Regions from separate parts of the Homo sapiens genome. Here region 1 is linked to region 2. Evidence: read pairs that join two places in POLR2A ChIA-PET (ENCODE). Cell type or tissue: Panc1. All regions are shown on one strand. Links, peaks and the distances in the headings refer to the core of each region. The heading gives the core; the rest is flanking DNA.

What was found. Peaks named below come from ENCODE experiments on the same cell type or tissue, not always from the same donor. Only the 100,000 strongest peaks of a DNase experiment are listed, where the experiment ranks them.
Region 1: POLR2A ChIA-PET joins it to region 2 with 8 read pairs; 4 of 35 experiments call an interaction of 5 or more read pairs at or near these places.

The regions. Positions count from the first base shown.
Region 1 is chr12:45,206,811-45,212,167 of GRCh38, forward strand. It overlaps the pseudogene PLEKHA8P1. Among named protein-coding and RNA genes, the nearest start is that of ANO6, 6.6 kb to the right of the region's middle. In Panc1, for the core only: no CTCF peak of the experiment used is centred there; no DNase peak of the experiment used is centred there; H3K27ac peaks cover 386 bases.
Region 2 is chr12:45,306,787-45,312,143 of GRCh38, forward strand. The region is part of intron 2 of ANO6 (anoctamin 6); the gene reads left to right. Among named protein-coding and RNA genes, the nearest start is that of ANO6, 93 kb to the left of the region's middle. In Panc1, for the core only: no CTCF peak of the experiment used is centred there; no DNase peak of the experiment used is centred there.

The sequences.
Region 1 (5,357 bases), core at 273-5,272, 100 kb before region 2:
TATATAGAGTATATATATACTATATATAGTGTATATATAGTATATATATACTCTATACTCTATATACTATATATACACTATATATACTATGTATACTATATATATTATATATAGTGTATATATAGTGTATATATAGTATATATAGTACATATACACTATATATGTGTACTATATATATACACACATATATATATACACACACACACACACACACACACACACACACATATATATATTCTGGATATATTTCTGAATAGACTCCATATATATATATATGTTCTGAAAAGACCATAAATGTATTCACTATACATATATATACATATATATATTCTGGATATATTTCTGAATAGACTATACATATTCTGGATATATTTCTGAATAAACTATATATATATGTCTTTTTTTTTTTTTGAGACAGAGTCTTGCTGTGTTGCTCAGGCTGGAGTACAACAGCACGATCTCAGCTCACTGCAATCTCTGCCTCCCAGGTTCAAGCCATTCTCCCGTCTCAGCCTCCCGAGTAGCTGGGATTACAGGCATGCACCATCACACCCGGCTAATTTTTGTATTTTTAGCAGAGATGGGGTTTCGCCAGGTTGGCCAGGCTGGTCTCGAACTCCTGACCTCAGGTGATCTGCCCACCTTGGCCTCCCAAAGTGTTGGGATTACAGGCGTGAGCCACTGCGCCCAGCCAATCGCTTCACTATATTATACAACTAGTTTCCCAACTGGTCTCTCTGTGACTACATTTGCTATTCTACAGTCCATTTTTCATAAAGCAGTCAGAAAGATCCTTTTAAAATATGTTAAATAATGCCACCCATCTATTTCAAATATGATTTCCATGTGATTTAGAGTAAAATCACCAGTCCTTCTGTTGCCCCACATGGCCCAAAGTGATTAGTAGCACTCCCTCTTTCTCACCAACCTTGACCCCATCTCCTACCACTCTCCTCCTCCACCAGTAGGCACTATGGTTTGAATGTGTCCTCCAAAGTCATATGTTGAAATCTTGGTCCACAGTGCAGTAGTGTCAGGACCTTAATGAGAGGTGTCTGAGTCATGGGCACCACCCTCATTAATGGATTAACGCCATTATCTTGAGGATGAGTTTATTATTATTGTTATTATTTTATTTTTCAGATGGAGTCTCACTCTGTCACCCAGGCTGGAGTGCAGTGGCGCGATCTCAGCTCACTGCGACCTCCGCCCTCCAAGTTCAAGCGATTCTCCTGCCTCAGCCTCGCAAGTAGCTGGGATTACAGGCGCCTGCCACCTCGCCCAGCTAATCTTTTGTATTTTTAGTAGAGATGGGGTTTCATTATCTTGGCTAGGCTGTTCTTGAACTCCTGACCTTGTGATCCACCCAACTGAGCCTCCCAGGCGGCATGAGCCAGCGCGCCTGGCCGAGAGTGAGTTTATTTTAAAAGGATGAGTTCAATACCGTCTCATGCTTTACCTTATTTTGACCTTCACCTTCCACCATGGGATGGCAGCAAGAAAGCCCTCTCCAGATGTGAGTCCCTTGATCTTGGACTTTGCAACCTCCAGAAATATTAGTTAATACATTTTTTTACCATAAATTATCCAGTCTGTGGTATTCTGTTATAGCAGCACAAAGTGAACTAAGACATTATACCACAGTCACCATGGCCTTTCTGCTCTTCTTGAAGACACTAAGCATGAGTGTCCTCAAGGCTCTGGCCTTTGTATTTCTCTCTTCTTAAAACCCTATTCCCGCGGGTACTTACATGTCTTGTTCTGTTACTTCTTTCAGATCTCTGCTAAAATGTCAGCTTATCAGAGGCTTTCCCTGACCACCCCACACAAGGTCCTTCCTCAGTCATCATTCTCTATCATTCTGGCCCTGCTTCATTTTTCTCACTAGTACCTGTCATCTCCTGACATATACTTATTTACTTGTCTCTATTCACTAGAATGGAAGGTCATGAGGGCAGCAAAGTGGTCTGTTTTCATTTTAACTACTGAATCCCCAACATCCATGAAAGTGGCCAGCATATAGTTCTCAGTAAATATTTGAGGGTTTTTTGTTGTTTGTTTTTTGGAGGCAGAGTCTCACTCTGTCACCCAGGCTGGAGTCCAGTGGCGTGATCCTGGCTCACTGCAACCTCCACCTCCCTGGTTTAAGTGATTCTCCTGCCTCAGCCTCCTGAGTAGCTGGGATTACAGGCGCACGCTACCACACCCAGCTAATTTTTGTATTTTTAGAAGAGATAGGTTCCACCATGTTGTCCAGGCTGGTCTTGAACTCCTAAGCTCAGGCAAGCCACCCACCTCGGCCTCCCAAAGTGCTGGGATTATTGCCTGGCCAATATTTGTTGAATGAATAAACAATTGAATGAAGAATGATGGCAGTATGAGTCAGAACACAGATAGTGGAAATGTGTGGCAGCCAGCCTCCGAGATGCTCCCAGTGGTCCCCGCCTCTAGTATTCATGCTCTTGCATCAGCCCCTCCTACAGTTTATACAGCAGACTGACACATGTAACCAATAGCAGAAAAGACAATTTGTGACTTACAAGGCAAGGTCATAAAGGACATTCTGGCTTCCATCTCATCTACTCCGCTGCATTGCACCATGCCATGAGGACACTTAAGCAGCCTGTGGAGAGGCCTTCGCAGGAAGAAACAGAGGCGCCTGCTAAGAAGCACCATGAGAGTGAACTCTCTGACAAGCAAGTCTTAAAAACCAGTCATCCCTGAATCCAGTAGCACATTAAAGTTAATTTACCATCATCAAGTTGGCTTTACTCCTGGGATGCAAGGTTGATTCAACAAACACAAATCAATAAATGCGATTCACCACACAAACAGAATTAAAAACAAAAACCACATGATCATCTCAATACATGCAGAAAAGGCTTTCAATAAAATTCAGTATCGCTTCATATTAAAAACCCTCAACAAATTACATATCAAAAGAACATATCTCAAAATAATAAGAGCTATATATGACAAACTCACAGCCAACATCATACCGAACAGGCAAAAAGCTGGATGCATTCTGTTGAGAATTGGAACAAGACAAAGATGCCCACTCTTACTGCTTCTATTCAACATAGTACTGAAAGTCCTAGCTAGAGCAATCAGGCAAGAGAAAGAAATAAAAGGCATCTAAAGAGGAAGAGAGAGAATGAAACTATTTCTCTTTGCAGATGATTGATTCTATACCTAGGAAACCCCATAGACTCTGCCAGAAGGATCCTAGAACTGATGATACATAACTTTAGAAAAGTTTGAGGATATAAAATCAATGTACAAAAATCAGCAGCATTTCTATACACTAATAACAGCCAACCTGAGAGCCGAATCAAGAACACAATCCTGGCTGGGCACATGACTCAAGCCTGTAATCCCAGCACTTTGGGAGGCTGAGGCAGGAGGATCTCTTGAGCCCTGGAGTTCAAGACCAGCCTGGGCAACACAGGCAGACCCTCTTTATAAAAATTAAAACAAATATTACCAAAGCATGGTGACATGTGGCTGTAGTCCCAGCTACTCAGGAGGCTGAGACAGGAGGAAAGCTTGAGCCTGGGAGGTCAAGGCTACAGTGAGCTGTGATTTTGCCACTGCACTCCAGCCTAGGTGACAGAGTGAGACCCCATCTCAAAAAAAAAAAAAAAAAAAAGAAAAGAAAGAAAAAAGAAAAAGAACAAAAAAGAGAGAAAGGAATCCCGTTTACAGTAACTACTAAAAGAAAAGGATACAATACCAAAGAACAGAGCTTACCAAGGAGGTGAAAGATCTCTGCAATGAGAATTACAAAACACTGCAGCAAGAAATCAGAGATGACACAAACTAAGGGAAAAGCATTCCATGCTAATGGATAGAAATAATCAATATTGTTAAAATGGCCATACTGCCCAAAGCAATTTATAGACTAAATCCTATTCCTGTCAATCTATCAGCTATTTTTCACAGAATTAGAAAAAAGTATTCTAAAATTCATATGAAACCAAAAAGAGCCCAAATCACCAAAGCAATCCGAAGCAAAAATAACAAAGCTGGGCTGGGTGTGGTGGCTCACACCTGTAATCCCAGTACTTTGGGAGGCTGAGGCAGGTGGATCACTTGAGGCCAGGAGTTCGAGACCAGACTGGCCAACATGGTGAAATACTATCTCTACTAAAAATATAAAAATTAGCTGGGTGTTGTGGTGTGCACCTGTAGTCCCAGCTACTTGGAAGGCTGAGGCAGGAGAATGGCTTGAACCCAGGAGGTGGAGGTTGCAGTGAGCCGAGATCAGGCCACTGCATTCCAGCCTGGGCAACAGAGCGAGACTCCGTCTCAGATAAATAAAATAAAATAAAATAACATAAAATAAAATAACTAAAATAAAATAAAATAAATAAAATAACAAAGCTAGAACAAAGAACAAATAACATCACAGTGCCTGACTTCAAACCAAAGGCTATAGTAACCAAAAGAGCATGATGTGTACAAAAACAGACATATAGACCAATGGAATAGGATACAGAACCCCAAAATGAAGCCACATATCTACAATCACCTGATCTTTAAAAAGTCAATAATAACAAACAATGAGGAAAGGACTCCCTATTCAATAAATGGTGCTGGGATAACTGGCTAGTCATATGCGGAAAGTTGAAACTGGACCATTTCTTTTCGCCACATAAAAAAGTTAACTCAAGACAGATTCAAGACTTAAATGTAAGACCTAGAACAATAAAAACCCTGGAAGAAAACCTAGAAAGTACCATACTGGACATTGGTCTTGACAAAGTATTTATGACTAAGTCCCAGAAAACAATGGCAACAAAAACAAAAATTGACAAGTGGGACCTACTAAAGAGCTTTGGCATGGCAAAAGAAACTATCGACAGAGTATATAGACAATTTACAGAATGGGAGAAATTATTTACAAACTATGCATCAGACAAAGGTCTAATATCTAGAATCTGTAAGGAACTTAATTCAACAGACAAAAAAGAAACAATCCCATTAAAACATGCAAAAGGAAATCAACGGACACTTCTCAAAAGAAGATATACACGTGGCCAACAAATATATGAAAAAAATGCTTATCATCACTAATCATTAGAGAAATGCAAATCAAAACTGCAATGAGATACCATCTCACACCAGTCAGAATGGACATTACTGAAAAGTCAAAAACAACAGATGCTGTTGAGGTTGTAGAGAAAAGGTAATGCTTATACACCGCTGGTGGGAATGTAAATTAGTTCAGCCACTATGGAAAGCAGTTTGGAGATTTTTCAAAGAACTCAAAACTACCATTCAACCCAGCAATCCCACTACTGGTTAAACACCCAAAGAAAAATAAATCGTCCTACTAAAAAGATGAACATGCACTG
Region 2 (5,357 bases), core at 157-5,156:
TCAGATAATCCTGTAGAGAAAAAGTAGGGATTATTTGTGTGTATGTGTTGGGGGGGTGGTGACAGTTTTAAATAGGGTGTTTAGGGAATATCTCACTGAGAAGTTCCAAGTGAAAAAACCTCAAGGTGCTGCTGGAGCAAGTTCTTTGGAAATCTGGAGGAAGAGCATTCCCAGCAGAAGGAGTAGCATAAACAGGTTTCGAGGTAGGTGAGTTTGTTAGATACATTTAAGGAAATGGAAGACCACTGTGGCTGGAGTAGAATGAAAGATCGAGAGAATAATAGATATGAGGACTTCATAGGCCATTGTAAAGACTTTGGTTTTACTCTGAGTTGGGAAGTCATTTGAGGGTGAGCCTTTGGAGGGTAAACTGGCAGATTTTGAGCAGAGGAGCAACCTGAACTGCCCTGTTTTCATAGGATCCCTTGGGCTGTCCTGAGAATAGATTATGGAGGAGCAGAGCAGGGGCAGAGAGACCTATTAGACTTTCTCAGGAATCCAAATGAGAGATGGTGGTGGGTTGGTCCTGAGTGTTAGTTATGGTGATAGAGAGACATACTCAAATTCTGAATACATTCTGAGGGTAGAAGCAATAGAATTTGTTGACAGATCAAATGTGAGCTGTGCGAGAAAGAGCAGTCAAGGAATGACTCTAAGTTTTTGACCCAGAAGTCTGTGGAAGGAGCAGTTTGGGGAGAGGATATGCAGGAGAAAAATCAAAATTCTGTTTTGGATATGTAAAGTTTGAGACATTCAGGTGGAGAAGTCAGTATGCAGTGGGATATGTGAACCTGGAGTAAGAGTTAAAGAGGGGGGCCCAACCCCCGATGTGAGAGTTGTCAGCACACAGGTGATGTTTAAAGCCATGGGACGAAATGAGAGCAGCAAGGAAAGGAGTGAGATAGAATAGAGAGGAGATGCTGGACTGAGCCCGGGGGCACCAGTGTTTACAGGTCACGGAGATGAGGAAAAATCAGCAGGACAAGCTGAGCCAGGAGGAGCCAGTGAGGTGGGAGGAAAGTGAAGAGTCTTGGAAGCCAAGTGAAGAAAGTATAAAGTAGGAAGGAATGACCACATTCTGATGATGGAGAATTGACCATTGTATTTAACAATAGGGAAAAGACCATGACAGGAGGGGTTTGGGTTGAGTGGTAGAATCCAAACCTTATTAGAAAGGATTCAAAACAGAATGGAAGAAGAGGAACTGGATACAGAGAATTTAGGTAACACTTCCGTGTGTGTGTCTGTGTGTGTGTGTGTAATTTTTTTTTTTTTTTTTTTTTTTTGCCAAGCAAGAACACAGAGAAAAGGGGTAGTACCCGGAAGGGTGATTACCGTGAAGAGAGTTTTAAGATGGCAGGAATTACTGTTTGTCAGGTAGTGGGAGCAGTTCAGTAGGGAGAGAAAATCTGATGATGCAAGAGTGAGAGGGAAGGATTACTGGAATAATGTCCCTGAGAGGGCAAGAAGGGAATCCCGTCTATAAGTGGAGGGATTGGCCATAGCTGTAGGGACTGTTCCTTCTTAGAAGTAAGAGGGAAGCCAGCATATTGGGACACAGATGAAATTAGTTCAGTAGATTTGATAGGAGATTGCGGAAGCTTTTTCTTGATTGGTTTTCATTCACCAGTGAAATGGAAAGCAAGGCATTAGCTAAGATTGAAGAGGGAAATGGGATCCGAAGTGAGGAGAAAGGGGTGAGACACTCATCTGGAAGAGTGGGAAAGTGAATGCACAGGGGAAATGGAATGTCATTGCTGGCAGCAATGAGAGCCTACTCAATGGTAGTGGTCATGGTCAGGGTTGGGTGGTTGTGTGTTTTTCCCATTCAAATCCAGCTTGAGGGGAGCAAGTGTAGAATAGGCAGAGTTTGATTTAACCAATTTGGAGAGTGAGAGAGTAGGCTAACTAGAGCAACCTGGAAAAAGTTTTAGGATTTCTGGGCTGTGGCCAGGGCCTGTGTGGGGCTGATGATCCTGAATTTATAGTCCTACCACACTGCCCTGCTGTGTGGCTTTCTCCAGCATCATTCAGACAGCAAGAAAGCAGATAGCAGCCCTCAGCCAGAGTTGGGGCTTTGTAGATGGACATTATGGAGAGTACAATATTGGCAAGATGTCACTGAAACAGTGTGCTCTGGAATGTGGCCCTAAAGATGGAAGGAAGGGAAGAAAGAAGAGGGTTGGCAGATTGATTAGAAAAAGTCGAGGGGCCCCTGGGGTCTTGTGAAATGAGTAGGTAATGTAGTTGTGGTCAGAAAGAGGGATTCTTAAATAAGTTCTTTTTGAATATTTCTTAAATAAATGCTTCTTGAATTTTTCAGGATGGCAAGGGCTGGGGTGGGACTATGGCATTAGTGCATGAAAGGGAGAAGGTGATTGGCAGTAAGAAGTGAGGCTACTGAGAGGCCAGAATGCATTGGTCATGTCATGTCTCTGGATGCATAGGTCCTGGTCTGATGAAGGACACACATTGGAGAGGAACATGTGAGCCCAGAATCAGAATTTCAGTGAACCAGGAGCAGCAGCTGGGAATTTGGAAATTATAGACTTTAGGAAGCTTTGGGGTTGTATTCTATTCACATGGACCTGAAATGAATTTTCTTCCAAGAACATTGAGGAGTAATGGTCTGGAAGTGGCACTTGGGAAAAGAACATTAATCTTACTTCCTTGCCCTGAGGTGTGAAAGGTATGAGAGAATCAGAGCCAGCTACCCACAGGTCTACAAATTTTTACTTGCAGGTTTTGTCTCAAAGTGGGTTCAAGGATCTATTTTCACCTTTTTTTTTTTTCCCTGAGTAGTCCAGACTTTGTTTTGGTTATTTCTGAAGCAACTGAATTGGTGTTAGGGCTATTGAAAAATATTTTGGTCTATTTTATGGTCAATCCAAGACCTTTCTTGGCTAATCCCAGAAACCCAACTAAACTCTCAAGGTCTGCCCACAGACTTCCAGATCTTCAGGATCAGAAAGTCTGAGAATAAGGCAGTACCCTCTTGGTTAAGCATTTTTTCACTTGGACTTACAAAGAAATATGATGACTTTGCCTTGTGTCTTTGGCCTTAAGCTTGCCAAACTAAAAAAGAAACTCAACCAAAAAAGAAAACCAAACAAAGGAACATTAATTTGGCAAAAGGACTCTGAAAAGGGGGAAATGAGATCAGAGAGAAACTGGCTAGTAAGAATTGCTAAATTGGCCCATTTGCTGTGGTAGGAATTCACATGGCATCTCAAGGCTGAAAGCTTTTTGTGCATTCAAGAACCGAAGGTGATGGAATGTGCATTTTTGTCTGAATATGGAGGAATATTTATTTGCTGTATGTGGCTGAGTCAAAAGCTAAATTTATGGATTTGTTAGGATTGGGGAGTATGAGCAAAAGTGCAGCAGTTTAACATGTGAAGATGTCATTTAGAAATTTTTTGGAATACAGAATGTTATTTTCCCAGAGAAACAGTCATAAATGGTGATTAAGTTGCTGGGCCCAGCCAGACAAGACCTGCTAAAGCCAATTTAACTCAGAAGGCTAACAAATGATCATTCTGTACTAATAGTCCTCTTGAACACTCTAATCTTATTTTTTCCATTCTTAGCCTAAAAATGTGAGTGTAAAATGAAAGTCCTGAGTAAGTGAGTCAAGGCTTGTGAAAAAATGCTTAGCATGATCAGAGAGATTGATTGATTTTTGAGTTATGTGAGATGATGAAGAAGCAGTGGTCAGCCCACAGTTTAAGGAAGTCAGTTTAACTGTATGAGATGAATGAGAAAACAGCTTACTAGCTTCTATATTACTTTTGTCTTTTCTGTTAGTGAAAGTGAACTTTAGATTGATAATGGTTAAAGGTCTGGTGAAGTCTACAGAAGCTCATGCTGCCCAAGAATATTTTAGAAAGGAGTATAATTGTTCCAAATGAGTTAACCAGGGTATTAAAAGAGCTTGTAGATTTGCTTTGGGAAGTGCAGCCGGTCATCTCAAGGTGATACAGGGACTGGGACAGCTGCCAGAATCTAGTGGGGCAAATGTGACAGTTCTCAAAAAGGGGTGAAGTTAGGGTAGAAGTTGGGCATAGGCTAAATTCCCATAAATGGAGACACTGGAGCTGAAGCACTAATCTCCATATTCCAGAATGAGATGTTTAAGCAGATGGTTTGTGAATATTAGAAAAAAGGTCATTAGGAGCCAACATGATGAGTTCAATAAAATAAGTCATCCCAAACTGAATACATTACTTTTTTTTCAATGGAGGTTGTTAGATTGACAGAATAGGAGAGGGCCACAGACATTTTTGGTGTTTTGATTTTAGCAAGATGTGTGGGGAAAAAATGTATTTAAATACAAAATGAAGAAATGTGTGCCTGGTGACAGCATGCTTATCTGGGCAGTTATTCTTAAAACTGTGGAATAATGGATGAAAATCAATCTCTAGAGGAGACAAAAATCAATATGAATTAAAGTAAATTCCTGCCCCTAATTCATAAATATCAGCTGTTTAAGTAAATAGCCTAAGAGCAGAGAGTAATGATGGATCACATGAAATGGCTGGGTATTTGGTTAACGAAGCTCCGTGTGAATTGAGCATGTGATAACAATGTCAAAAGGTTAATGAAAATCTAGGTCGCATTTGTACCTGTGTCCAGAATAAAGGAAATACTAGGCTTTTCCTGCTCAGTATTGGTAAAGCTGCCTCTCATTCTGAGTGCTGACTTTAAAAGGGGAGCATATTGAGAGGGAATGATCAGCATGGTAGAAGATCCCGATATTTAGGCAAGAACATGACAGCAAGATTTAAATATTTGTCAAGAGTAATTGGTGGATGGCATTGCAAAATGTAGCATTAAGACCCATGAATAGAAGGTATATATGAGCAACTAGATTTCATTTCAGTAGAAAGATTTTGTCATAATTAAAATACCTCACACCTTGGAGGAGATGAAATACAGATGAAATGGATAACAATCTAGCATGGAGATAATGAATGCTTGAACCAGGCCATGTCAGTGGGACATGACAATTGGCAATTTCTAATTGATTAACTTGGTAACTGATAGAAAGTGGGGAATGAGGGAAAAGAGGTTTCTGTGACATCTCACCCTATTGAGTTTTATGCAGTTCATTGATGTATTTGCATTGCTCCATTTTATGTTTTTTTCCTCATTTAACATATTATTAGCAGCCAAATGATGTAATTGATTAAAACCCTTTCTCCATATAACAGTGTTCATTCTACCTGGTTTTATTCCACTATTTCCAGAAATCCTTTGCTGTAAAATGTCTCATGAATTCCCACCCCACAAAGTATCACATTTGAAATTCAGCAAGCTATTTGTTATCTGGGGAATGTCAAAATTAATTTGACAAA